Regions from separate parts of the Mus musculus genome. Here region 2 is linked to region 1. A link is a loop called in an ENCODE intact Hi-C map of the cell type or tissue named here. Cell type or tissue: heart. All regions are shown on one strand. Links, peaks and the distances in the headings refer to the core of each region. The heading gives the core; the rest is flanking DNA.

Region 1 (5,294 bases), core at 295-5,294:
CCAGATTTGGGCTTGGATGGGAGCTAAGGGTGGGAGTGGGTTGGAAGGCCTAGGTTGTGACTAGGGACAGTGCTAGAATCCATTCTCAAAACCATGAAAGTTTGTCTGCATATTCCACCAACTGTCCTAAGTATGGGGAGAGTCTCAACTCTTAGGGGTACTGAGTCCTCTGGAACAAGGTGCCTACTTGGGACCTGTAAAGCCTTTGACAGTCTGATAGGTGCTGGGTGTGTTTGTGCAGGGTCCAATTTGACCATTCTATAACCCTAATCAGTGACAACGAGCCTTCTGTTTATTCCTCTAAGAGGGAGGTCAACAGTATGATAAATTATACACCTCGCCCCACCCCCGCACTTCCTCACAGCCTAGGCCTTTTCGGAGAGGACCCAAGAGATTTGCATGCGTTGGGGCCCTCCTGCTGAGAGCCGGGCTTCCTGGTTAGTGGAACTAGCGAGGCGGGGCCAGTATTTGGCCGGAAAGTACCTTAAGGAACCCCAAGAGGGTAAGATCGGGGACTCACGAAGTCTTCCCATTTTTCTATTGCAGGGAGGGGAACTACATGCCCAGCATAGGTCCTGAACCATGGACCGCAGCCATCCTAGCCTAGAGCCCCAGGCCAAGGGACCATGTGTGATAGCGCCAGTGCGCGCCGTGCTCCGTCTGCGCCGCCGAGTCTGCGTCCTGCGCAAGAGGCGCCTCTTGCAGCCAGGCACTGAGCCGGACTCTGGGACAGGGACACTTGGGCCCACCGGCAGCTTGGGCACTCTACGTGCCGACCTAGACCAACCTAAATTCTTCACCTTCGACAGCCTGACAGAGCTGACTTCTAGGACACCCCGCAAGAGGCGCAGGCGTAGTCGGGTAGTTCTCTACCCAGAAACCTCACGGAAGTGCCGACCCCGCACAGAGCGGCAGAGTCGTGCACAGCGTTGTCTGCTGCTTCTTGTAGCCATTGTGGGGTTCCAGGTTCTCAACGCCATTGAGAATCTAGACGATAATGCACAACGTTACGACCTCGACGGGCTGGAGAAGGCGCTGCAGCGTTCTGTGTTTGGACAGCCAGCTGCTGTGGGCCGCATCATGGCCCTGCTGCGAGACTACCTGGCTACACATGTGCACAGTCATCCCTTGCTCCTGGCACTGCACGGGCCCAGTGGTGTAGGCAAGAGTCACGTGGGGCGTCTGTTGGCGCGCCACTTTCGCGCAGTGCTGGAAGATGGTGCTTTGGTTCTGCAGTACCATGCACGATATCACTGTCCAGAGCCACGCCCGGTTCAGGACTGCCGGAAGGAGCTGGCACAGCGAGTGGCAGATGTGGTGGCACAGGCTGAGGCCGAGGAGAAGACCCCTCTCTTGGTCCTGGATGAGGCTGAACTCTTGCCACCTGCGCTGCTAGATGAGCTCCACGACCTCCTGCAGCCACAGCGTTCGCACCATTTCCACAATGCTATCTATGTACTCCTAAGTGGCGCTGGTGGTATAGAGATCACACACTTTGTGCTGCAAAATGCGTCACGGATGTTGCCCCCACTCCGCCATAGCGCAGGCAGTACTCAGACTGAGGAATCTCCAGCCCAGGAGTTACTCACCAGTCTTCGAGAGCTCCTGGCCCGAGAACACCCTCTGTGGCACACTGCAGCCATCGTGCCCTTCCTGCTACTGGACAAGCCGGATGTGGTCAACTGCTTCAGAGAGGAGATGGCAGGGGAGGGCTTTTTTCCTGAGCAGGCACTGGCAGAACATCTGGCAGAGCAGCTCAGCTACTACCATGTTGCTGGACATGAATTTGCCATCACCGGCTGCAAGCAGGTAGTAGCTAAGGTCAACCTCTTACAGCACAAGCCTGCACATGCTGGACACTAGCCAGTGGGCCCAGGCAATCGGAACTGTTGAAGAAAACAGGAAGGATGTCAGGTGACTTGTCCCCAAGCTGGTTCACCCCAGGAGCTAGGGAGGCTGATGCAGTGGCTTAGCTCTGAGCTCCACGTCCGTCCTCTTCACCCCTGAGCCTTGAGATTCCCTAAGGTCACCAGGAAAGTAGCTACCTTCCCATATGGAGTCTTCCCCATACCCCCAGCTCCCACTATGTCCATCATATCCCAGAGACATGTGATAGGGCTTCCCATAACCCTAGGAAGTAGCCAGGGTTATGGTAGATTATCTCAGAGGGTGTGAGGCTGCGGTAGGATTCTGGTCCTCTGGAACATGTGGCAGCCTCCATGCCTCTCACAAACTCCCAACCACCCCTTGAATGCCTCCTTAGCTTAGAGGCCACGAGGTGGGGACAGCTTCTCTGTCTGTGCACGTCTCTAGGCCTGCCTCAGAAGGAAGTTAGATGTCTGCAAGCCAGTGAGTAGATCATGGAATTCTTCAGATGCTCTGGGGCATGAACCTAAGAGGAGACCCACCCTCGTGAGACTGGCTGCCTGTTTGCCCCAGAGACAGACATGTAGAATGGCGTTGGAATCAGCTACAAGGTTCAGGGTCCTGCTCACCAGAAGAGACCCGAGAGGAGAGACCTCTACCTCCAGGGAGATGATGTGTCTTCACCACCCTGGGGAGACCTGGGAAACCACCAAGCTCAGGTTTCCCAAGAAAGGCTCACTGGACTCCAGTCTGTCCTACTGCTGAGGAACTCACTGGCCCCTTCCCTTCCCTGGCTCTGGAGTGACAGCGGTTGAGTCCATAGCAAACTGGGAGCCTTGGAAGTGAACCCTGCTTTGAGGCTGACTCGATGTAGGAAGCAGGAAACAAGCATGAGGCCCAGTGGGGTGGGGTCAGTCTGTGCTGTGTGGTTGCCACAGTTACACGTGGGTGAGGTTCCCTGTAGCCTTTGGCAGTCCTAGGTTCAACCTCTCCATTTGCTTGGAATTTGCAAGGCAGAAAGGAGGCTTCTTAGTACTCTGGCCGTGTCTGTGCTGCCATCTTGTGGCTGCACCCAGACTTTGCCTGTGAATGCTCATCAGTCTGGGTTAGAAAGCGGTGCCTCCCAAAGTGTGGCTTGAGGGCACACAGGAAGTGGTGACACTAGAAGCGATTAGAGAGGAGGAGCCCCTCAATGGGGGTGATATGTCCCTGCCCACGCTTGGGGGAGAACTGCTGCAAAACTACCCAGTCTTAGGTTTCCCTAGAGAGGATTGCTAGTAGGCTCCAGTGGAGGTCCCGTTTGCCGTGCGTGGTCTGAGGATCTGGTGCATGACCTGCTGAGTTTGGATGCTGTTCAGTTCTTGCAGGATTATGCCAAGAAGGCCCCTAGGGTTGTCACCTGAAAACCTACCTGGAAGTGTCCCCTACGCAGCCAAGTGTTGCTTGTAGTCATTCACTTACCATCTACAGAGCGACTAAGTGAGGGTACAAACCCGAGCAGCATCTCCTCTTTATTTATTTATAAAATCGTGCACTTCTAAAATAATTTCATGGAGGCTAATTTCAGGTCTAAAGAGGCCTGTACACTCAGCACTGAGCAGGTTGCATTGTGCCCATGAATAAACCGCAGCTCAAATCTACCCACCCACCTTCTTTTCTTTTCTGACTGTCTATGAATTGAGAAAGGGGTATTAAAACCTGTTAATGGCTGGGCTGGTGAGATGGCTCAGTGGGTAAGAGCACCGGACTGCTCTTCCGAAGGTCAGGAGTTCAAATCCCAGCAACCACATGGTGGCTCACAACCATCCGTAACGAGATCTGACTCCCTCTTCTGGAGTGTCTGAGGACAGCTACAGTGTACTTACAATAAATAAATAAATAAATCTTAAAAAAAAAAAAAAAAAAAACCTGTTAATGGTAAATTCACCAACATCTCTTTCTAACCATCTATTTAATAATTCCTGATTCTGGAGACAGGTGTGCACCTTTAGTCCCAACACTCAGAGGCAGAGGGAGTCAGGTCTCTGAGTTCAAGGCCAGCCTGGTCTACAGAGTGAGTTCCAAGGCAGCCAGGGCTACACACACACACACACACACACACACACACACACAACCCCCTGTCTCAAAATCCTTGAACCATCCCCTCCAAATTCATGTTTTCAGACAGGGTTTTATATTCATAGCCCAGGCTCATCTTGAACTTTTGAGCCTCTTAAATGCTAGAATTATACTTGTATACTATCATGCTAGCCAAATGGATTTTATAGGTTATGTTATTTGAGGAATTTTGGAGGGAAGTATAGCAGGTAGCTAAAATTCATAGCTCAGCCAGCAGAACTGAGCAGGAAGTGTGCAAATAACTATTATGTCTTTATTCTTTTTTCTTTTTCTTTTTCTTTTTTTTTCAAGACAGGATTTCTCTGTGTAGCCCTGGCTGTCCTGGAACTCACTTTGTAGAACAGGCTGGCCTCGAACTCAGAAATCTGCCTGTCTCTGCCTCCCGAGTGCTGGGATTAAAGGCGTTTGCCATCACGCCCAGCTATCTTTATTCTTTTGACAGACTTGCTATGAGATCCTAGGTGATCCAGAACTCAGGACTCTTAAGTTTTCTCTTTTTGTTTTGTTTTTGAGACAGGATTTTGCTAGATAGCCCAGGCTTGCCTTGAACTCCTTATAGCCTAGACTGGCTTCAGACTCTGAATTTTCACCAACCCTGCTGTGATTCACAAGCAGGAAGCTCTGGTGACACACCTTGATGAGGTCACACCTCCTAATCCTTCCCAAATAGTTATACCAACAAGGGACCAAGTATCCAAATGTATGAGTCTGAGAAGGCTGCTCCCACTCAAACTACCATCCATAGCCTCTACCAAAATAGATGTGGAGACAGAAGCTGGGAGAGGAAACCATTTTATTCAAGTCGAAGTTTGGGAAAGTGGAGTAAGAGTTCCATCACAGAGGAAAAAAAAAAAACTTCCATTTTCCAAAATGGAAATGTATCAAGGTGGTGGTGGGTGTGAAGGGTGAAAGATTCTGGCACTAGGCAAAATTCTTTGTCTTCAAAACATGTTTTTTGACCTCTTGACCTGCATGTAAATCTGGAGGGCAGGTTTCTGCCTGTTTTAAAGCTTTGGGCATCATCTCCTTTGTCTTTGGAAACACATTAATTTTAGAAGTACAAAAGGGACCGTTAAGGGAAAGCTAATAGACAGCATCCTGAGAGTCGGAAAGATCACCCAAACCTCAAGGGGTCCAAGGCATCCCATAATTATAAAACAGCGGCTTCTAGTCTGTGCCTTGCCTTGGGTTATTTCATTTTATGAAGCAGAATTTGACTCCATTTTGAGAGATACAGAGGGTGGCAGGACAATTCTGCACTTCTCTATGTTTGTCCATACCACCACCTGCCCTGCAGTACCCAGGAGGCA
Region 2 (5,364 bases), core at 266-5,265, 210 kb before region 1:
TCAGCTTCCTCATCTGTAAGCTGGGCTCAAAGCAGCTCCCACACATAGTTCCAGAAGAACTCAGTGAACATATGGGCAACCTCTCCCACTTCACTCCCCTCGGGGAGATACAATTTGGATCCTGTGGCTTCAGGACCCATCTGTCAAGAATGTTCTCCCAGAGCCAGGCAGTAGTGGTGAATGCCTTTAATCCCAGCACTTGGGAGGCAGAGGCAGGCATTGAGGCCAGCCTGGTCTACAGAGTGAGATCAGGACAGCCAGGCTATACAGAGAAACCATCTCGAAAAAAAAGAGAAAATGTTCTCCCAGTCAGGGAGTCACACTCTTCTAAACAGTCACTACACAGACCTCAGACCAGAGGACAGTGGTGCATGTCCTTCAGGGCAGGGGATGGGGCAGCTTGACCCCACTAAGTTGGAACAAGACCCTAGACCTGGAACCCTTAAGACCTTCCATGGGAACCCCTCTACACACACACACACACACACACACACACACACACACACACACACACACACGAACGAACGACAGGGCTGACATGCAAGGCCCACAGACCCCAAGAACAACCCTGCCAACGGGAAGCCCCAGAGACACACAAACAAAGACACAGGATCCCACTTATGGGCCACCAGAAACCAGATGGCTGCAGACCCAAAGACACACACCAGACTGATTCAGGGACCCAGAGACAAAGACCCAAAGCGCGTGAAATCTACATTCGCCTCCAAGGACCTGAGAGAAGATTCATCTAGCATGGCCTTCAACGGGCCTGACCTGTTTACCCAATCCATGCCCAGCGGACCGGGCCTGCCTGGCCTGTGGGCCTGGGTAAGGCCGGGGCGGTGGCAGGGAAAACCAGGGCGGCGCCGGGGGCAGGATTCTCCGCCCCGCAATCCCAGCCCCGGAGCACCCAACAGCCTGCGCCCAGAGCGCTCGCTCACCCGGGCGGCGGGCGGTGGCACCATTCAGGGCCGCTCCCAGGATGAGGCCGGAGAGCAGCAGCCGTAGCAGCCGCAGGTGCCGCGGGGAAGGCGGAGGGACGGGCGTCGCCATGCTTCAGCGCCGCTACCCGGGCAGCATGGCACCCCACGGCCCCGGGCTCGGTACCCACTCCGGGAACTGCGACTGGAGAAGCCGGGAAGCGAGAGGGGCGGAGGAGGAAGAGGAAAAGAGGAGGCGGTGGCGCTGACGTTGCGGCAATGGATCCGGGATGGGATGGAGGCGCGGCGGCCAGAGAAAAGTGTCGGGAGTGCGCCTGCGCGCTCCACCTGCGGGGGCGGGACATCTCCTCTAGTCTGAGCCCCCTCCCTCTGCATCCTGTTGGGGGGTCCCCTTTTGTCAGGCGTCTGAGTGCTTCGGGCCCTCTAGCCTCTACAGCAGAATGCCTCCTCATTCATTACCCAAGAATCTGACTTGGAATTGACTAACGGTGGGCGTCCCAGGATGCACGCCTTCTTCTTAGTGGTCCGACTGCCAAACCCTCACCACTCACCCTGTTAGAATGGAGGACCTTAGACTAGGGGAACACCAGGGACAAATCCTGGCTATGTAGACTAGGCTGACTGTTGCAGGTTTGCAAAATGTATCCCACAAAGGATAAAGAGGTGTATAGAGATATACAGGTGTACTCAGAGACGTGCCCGGGCTTTCTAAAACCAGGAAGAAAAGCATACAAGAGGCTCACAAGATCAAGCCAGACTCGCTCCCGAATGGTACCACCAGGGGGCGAGAGTAACTTGACGTAGTTGACAGTTGTCTGGGAGCTGTCCAAGGTGGTCATGATCCCAGGTAATGGCTTTCAGCTCCCTTGAGTCACACAACATGGAACATGCATGGTGCCTGGTGATCACCATTCATGTGCAGTCCCCTTTGAGCACACTCCACCCCCGCCAGAGACCTCCCCCTGGTTGAGTCATGAAGGCAATGTTGAAGATCAGTGTGGTGGTTCCTGCCTTTAATCCCATCTCTCAAGATGCTGAGACCAGCCTAGTCTACATATCGAGTTCCAGGACAGTCATGAATATATAATGAGACCCTATCTTAAGAATGAAAAACAGGCCTGGACGATGGTGGTGCACTCGGAGGCAGAAGCAAGCAGATCTCTGTAAGTTCAAGGCCAGCCAGGTCTACAAAGTAAGTTCCAGGACAACAGCCAAGGTTACACAGAGACCCTTGTCACATGCAAAAAACACAAACACCACACACAGAGAAAAGAACAAGGTTGAGTTCCTCAGCCCTCCACTTCTTCCCGTCCTTCAGGCTCACAAACTTAAAGAGGAGGCTGTCAGTGCAGGTTTATACATTTATCAAATGATTCTCTCTCTCTCTCTCTCTCTCTCTCTCTCTCTCTCTCTCTCTCTCTCTGTGCGCGCGCGTGCGTGCGCGCATGCGCTCACTAGCGGCTACCATCCCAACCCAGCCCTCAAGAGGCATTGACTGAACAGAAATAGTCTGAGCTAATTTTCCATAAAAGAAGCAAGGGAGAAGTCCACGCTTTTTTTTTTTCCCGAGACAGGGTTCCTCTGTATAGCACTGGCTGTCCTGGAACTCACTTTGTAGACCAGGCTGGCCTCGAACTCAGAAATCTGCCTGCCTCTGCCTCCCGAGTGCTGGGATTAAAGGTGTGTGCCACCACGCCCAGCGGGGCCACGCTTTTCCACCTACAGAAACTTAGGCTGTGGGATGCAAGTGCCTCTGATCTTTAGGTCTACTGATACTTCAAGTATAAGTTGGGGGGGGGGAGGACTTGGAGTGCAGCCTCAATTCCTACGGATGTCATCAAGGGTTCTCTGAGTCAGAGAAAACTCAGACTCAGGGACAACCCCAGACCAGTGTAGGTAGGAGTGCCTCCATTACCTCGGATCTGGTACAGAAAGGGAGGAAGCAAGAAAAGTACTGACTTGGAACCAGGTTTTATCCGAATAGCCAACACAGCTGGCAGGAGAAACGAGCAACAAATGATGCCCCACCCTATGGACACTTCACTGCTCTAGGAAAAAATCTTTTATTACAAATTTTTTTACAAGTAGGCATGGAGCTGACTCCTAGCCTGTAGTCTCTGGTGCTTGCCTTTCTAAAGGCCCAGACAGAAAGTACCCAGGGCCCTGAAGATCAATCAGAACAGAGGCTCCACTCGGAATGGACCTCACCCTGAGTCGCAGGCTAAGAGACCTGACATCCCAGGAAGAGAGCGGAGGATTAATTGAGAACACTCAGGGCTGCCCATGTAGACTTTCTGTGAGTGTAGATAAGGACCGTCCAGGCTGCTTCAGGGTCAGAGATGCCCTCGGGAAGAGAGATAGCCGGGAGTTGGGAGAAGCTCCCAGCGCACCCCTAGAGGGCGCCTGGGGACTTGGCAGAGCGCACCTGGCGCAAGAGCAGGACCAAAGCCGCCAAGATCAGGACTGTGAAGAGCAGCAGGAGAGCAACCCAGGAGCTGAAGTGGGTGCCCTTACGTAGTCCCGGGAGGTCAGCGGGAATCAGGTTGGTCAAATTCAGCATGTAGCCCAGCGCCCAGCCGACAGCCGTGTCTGCCGCCTAAGAGAGGGCGTGGCATCAGCCTCAAAGAGACCGCACGAGGAATCCTCCTGACCCCGCCATTTACCCACCTTCTTTTCGAAGACCACTCCACGGAAAGAGCGCTCGTCGAAGCGATAACCGCGGCTCAATAGCTGATGTATGAACATGGCTACAGCGCAGTAGTCAGGCAGGCGGGTCTGCTGTCCGGGTACTCGGGCCTGAAGCTAAGAACAGAATGAGACACCGTTAGTTTCAACACCACGAGAAGCTATGGCCCCCAGGGTACAGCATCCCCCTCCCACTACAGCTCAGGCCAAGAAAGGCAGGAAATACACAGAAAGACCTAGTTCAAAACGCCCTTCCCAGGCAGACACTCCTCTGGGATAAACCTCGTGACTGCTGGAAGGCCTGTGTTCTCCCCTCCCAACAGCTGGATGAGGAGGACAGCAAGGGTGGCCACCAGAAAATAGAGGATAGGAGCATTCTTGCATCATAATTAAAGGAACAGGCGTCCAGGTTTAAGTGTTGCTCTCTGACCAACTGGCCCCACTTTTTTGAGACCTTCCTGGGTGACTTAGATTAGAGGGACTTATTTCTCTAGGAGACATGGTGGCCACCTCACACTCCAGCTATCAGGGCCTCTCTATTCTTTCTGGGACTACTGTTCAGTCCGTGTCCAGGCCCGATTTTCAATTTCTCCAGGAATACCCCAAGCCCTGCTGAGTCTCTCCTGTGTCTTCCTCTCCCACTAGTGGGACACTCGTTCCCATGCTTTGTCCTAGACACCTGCCTTTCTGTCCCTTTCTGCTTTGAGGTCCTGTTGTCACAGAGACTTTGCAATTCCTGTTCTACGTGTTCCATACCTTGATTGTAGGATCAAACTCTGAGGAGACCACTGAAGATTTAGCTTACTCAGCCCCAAGCTCCCCACTTAAGCTGACTACTTCTTAAGGTAGTCAGCAATCTGAAATGACTGAGTCTCTCTATGGCGAGATAAATTGAAGGGGAAAGTGTCTTACCCAGATGTGGAGAATATGGGGACAGGCCTCACCTCAGCCCAGGTCTGGTTGCAGGTGGTCTCTGTGGCATCCTCCAGCTGCTTCAGGGTTCCCACAGGCAGCCCCATCACTGTCTTCAGGAAGTCTACAGTATAGTAGAAAGCAGAAAAGGCCTGTGGGAGAAGAGTGTGCAGTCACCCTGTCACCACATGCTTAGGGTCTCCCGTCCCCACATCCATCCACCCGGACTCACTATGAAGTTCCCAGCCACGGGAGGCTGGAAAACCCCATTGAAGGAGCATTGGGAAAAGGGACAGGAGGAGATATTGAAGAGCCCAGAGACGAGGTCACGACAGAGGGCAGCGTTGCTGGTCCCTGACAGGCTGACAGTGGCACTGCTGTTGAAGGTCTGGGGACGCTGACCCATAGTGCATGGAGACTGGTAGACTTCCCGGAGCAGCACTTGGGTGGAGTAGCCCTTTGGCCAGCAGGGGTGGAAGCGATGGATCTGGGGAGTTAGTGAGAGTACAGATAGAGTTCCCCACTCTAGCCACTGCCTTCCACCCCACCACAGGGAGGCAGCCTGATGAACTGTTCGTAAGTCCAACTTGGGCAACATCATTTTTGTGTTTGTGAGCAACCATGGCAACCATTACCTGATGGACAAACAGCAAACCTTTTGGCCAGGTATTCAAGGTTCTGAGATAACTCCCTGGCTCTCCTAATTCTCGGCCCCCATTCCTAGCTCTTTATACCACCAAGTTCCTCTCTGCCTGTCCTCAAGCTGAGGCACACCTAGCTGAAGAAGCTAGATGTTGTTTGAGGCTAAAGGCAGACATCATCATGG

What was found. Hi-C counts contacts between places; a loop is a spot of excess contacts. Peaks named below come from ENCODE experiments on the same cell type or tissue, not always from the same donor. Only the 100,000 strongest peaks of a DNase experiment are listed, where the experiment ranks them.
Region 2: it touches region 1 in a loop (6-fold over the local background); 1 of 42 quality-filtered maps calls a loop at or near these places.

Annotation. Positions count from the first base shown.
Region 1 is chr2:25,191,178-25,196,471 of GRCm38, reverse strand. Tor4a (torsin family 4, member A) reads left to right here. Exons shown (of 2, transcript NM_146115.4): 2 at 547-3,752. The coding sequence starts at 583. The coding sequence ends at 1,863. Among named protein-coding and RNA genes, the nearest start is that of Tor4a, 3.0 kb to the left of the region's middle. In heart, for the core only: a CTCF peak has its summit at 2,930 (motif pointing left); DNase peaks (open chromatin) are centred at 481, 1,671, 1,891, 2,891 and 1 weaker place; H3K4me3 peaks cover 1,324 bases; H3K27ac peaks cover 2,004 bases; H3K27me3 peaks cover 1,754 bases.
Region 2 is chr2:25,398,943-25,404,306 of GRCm38, reverse strand. It overlaps Entpd2 (ectonucleoside triphosphate diphosphohydrolase 2), which reads right to left. Exons shown (of 9, transcript NM_009849.2): 6 at 4,771-5,025; 7 at 4,571-4,690; 8 at 3,609-3,743; 9 at 2,984-3,537. The coding sequence ends at 3,334. Npdc1 (neural proliferation, differentiation and control 1) reads right to left here and starts at 1,257. Exons shown (of 9, transcript NM_008721.4): 1 at 942-1,257. The coding sequence starts at 1,053. In heart, for the core only: CTCF peaks have their summits at 1,710 (motif pointing right) and 3,335; DNase peaks (open chromatin) are centred at 1,176, 1,816, 3,356 and 3,906; H3K4me3 peaks cover 1,990 bases; H3K27ac peaks cover 284 bases; H3K27me3 peaks cover 4,887 bases.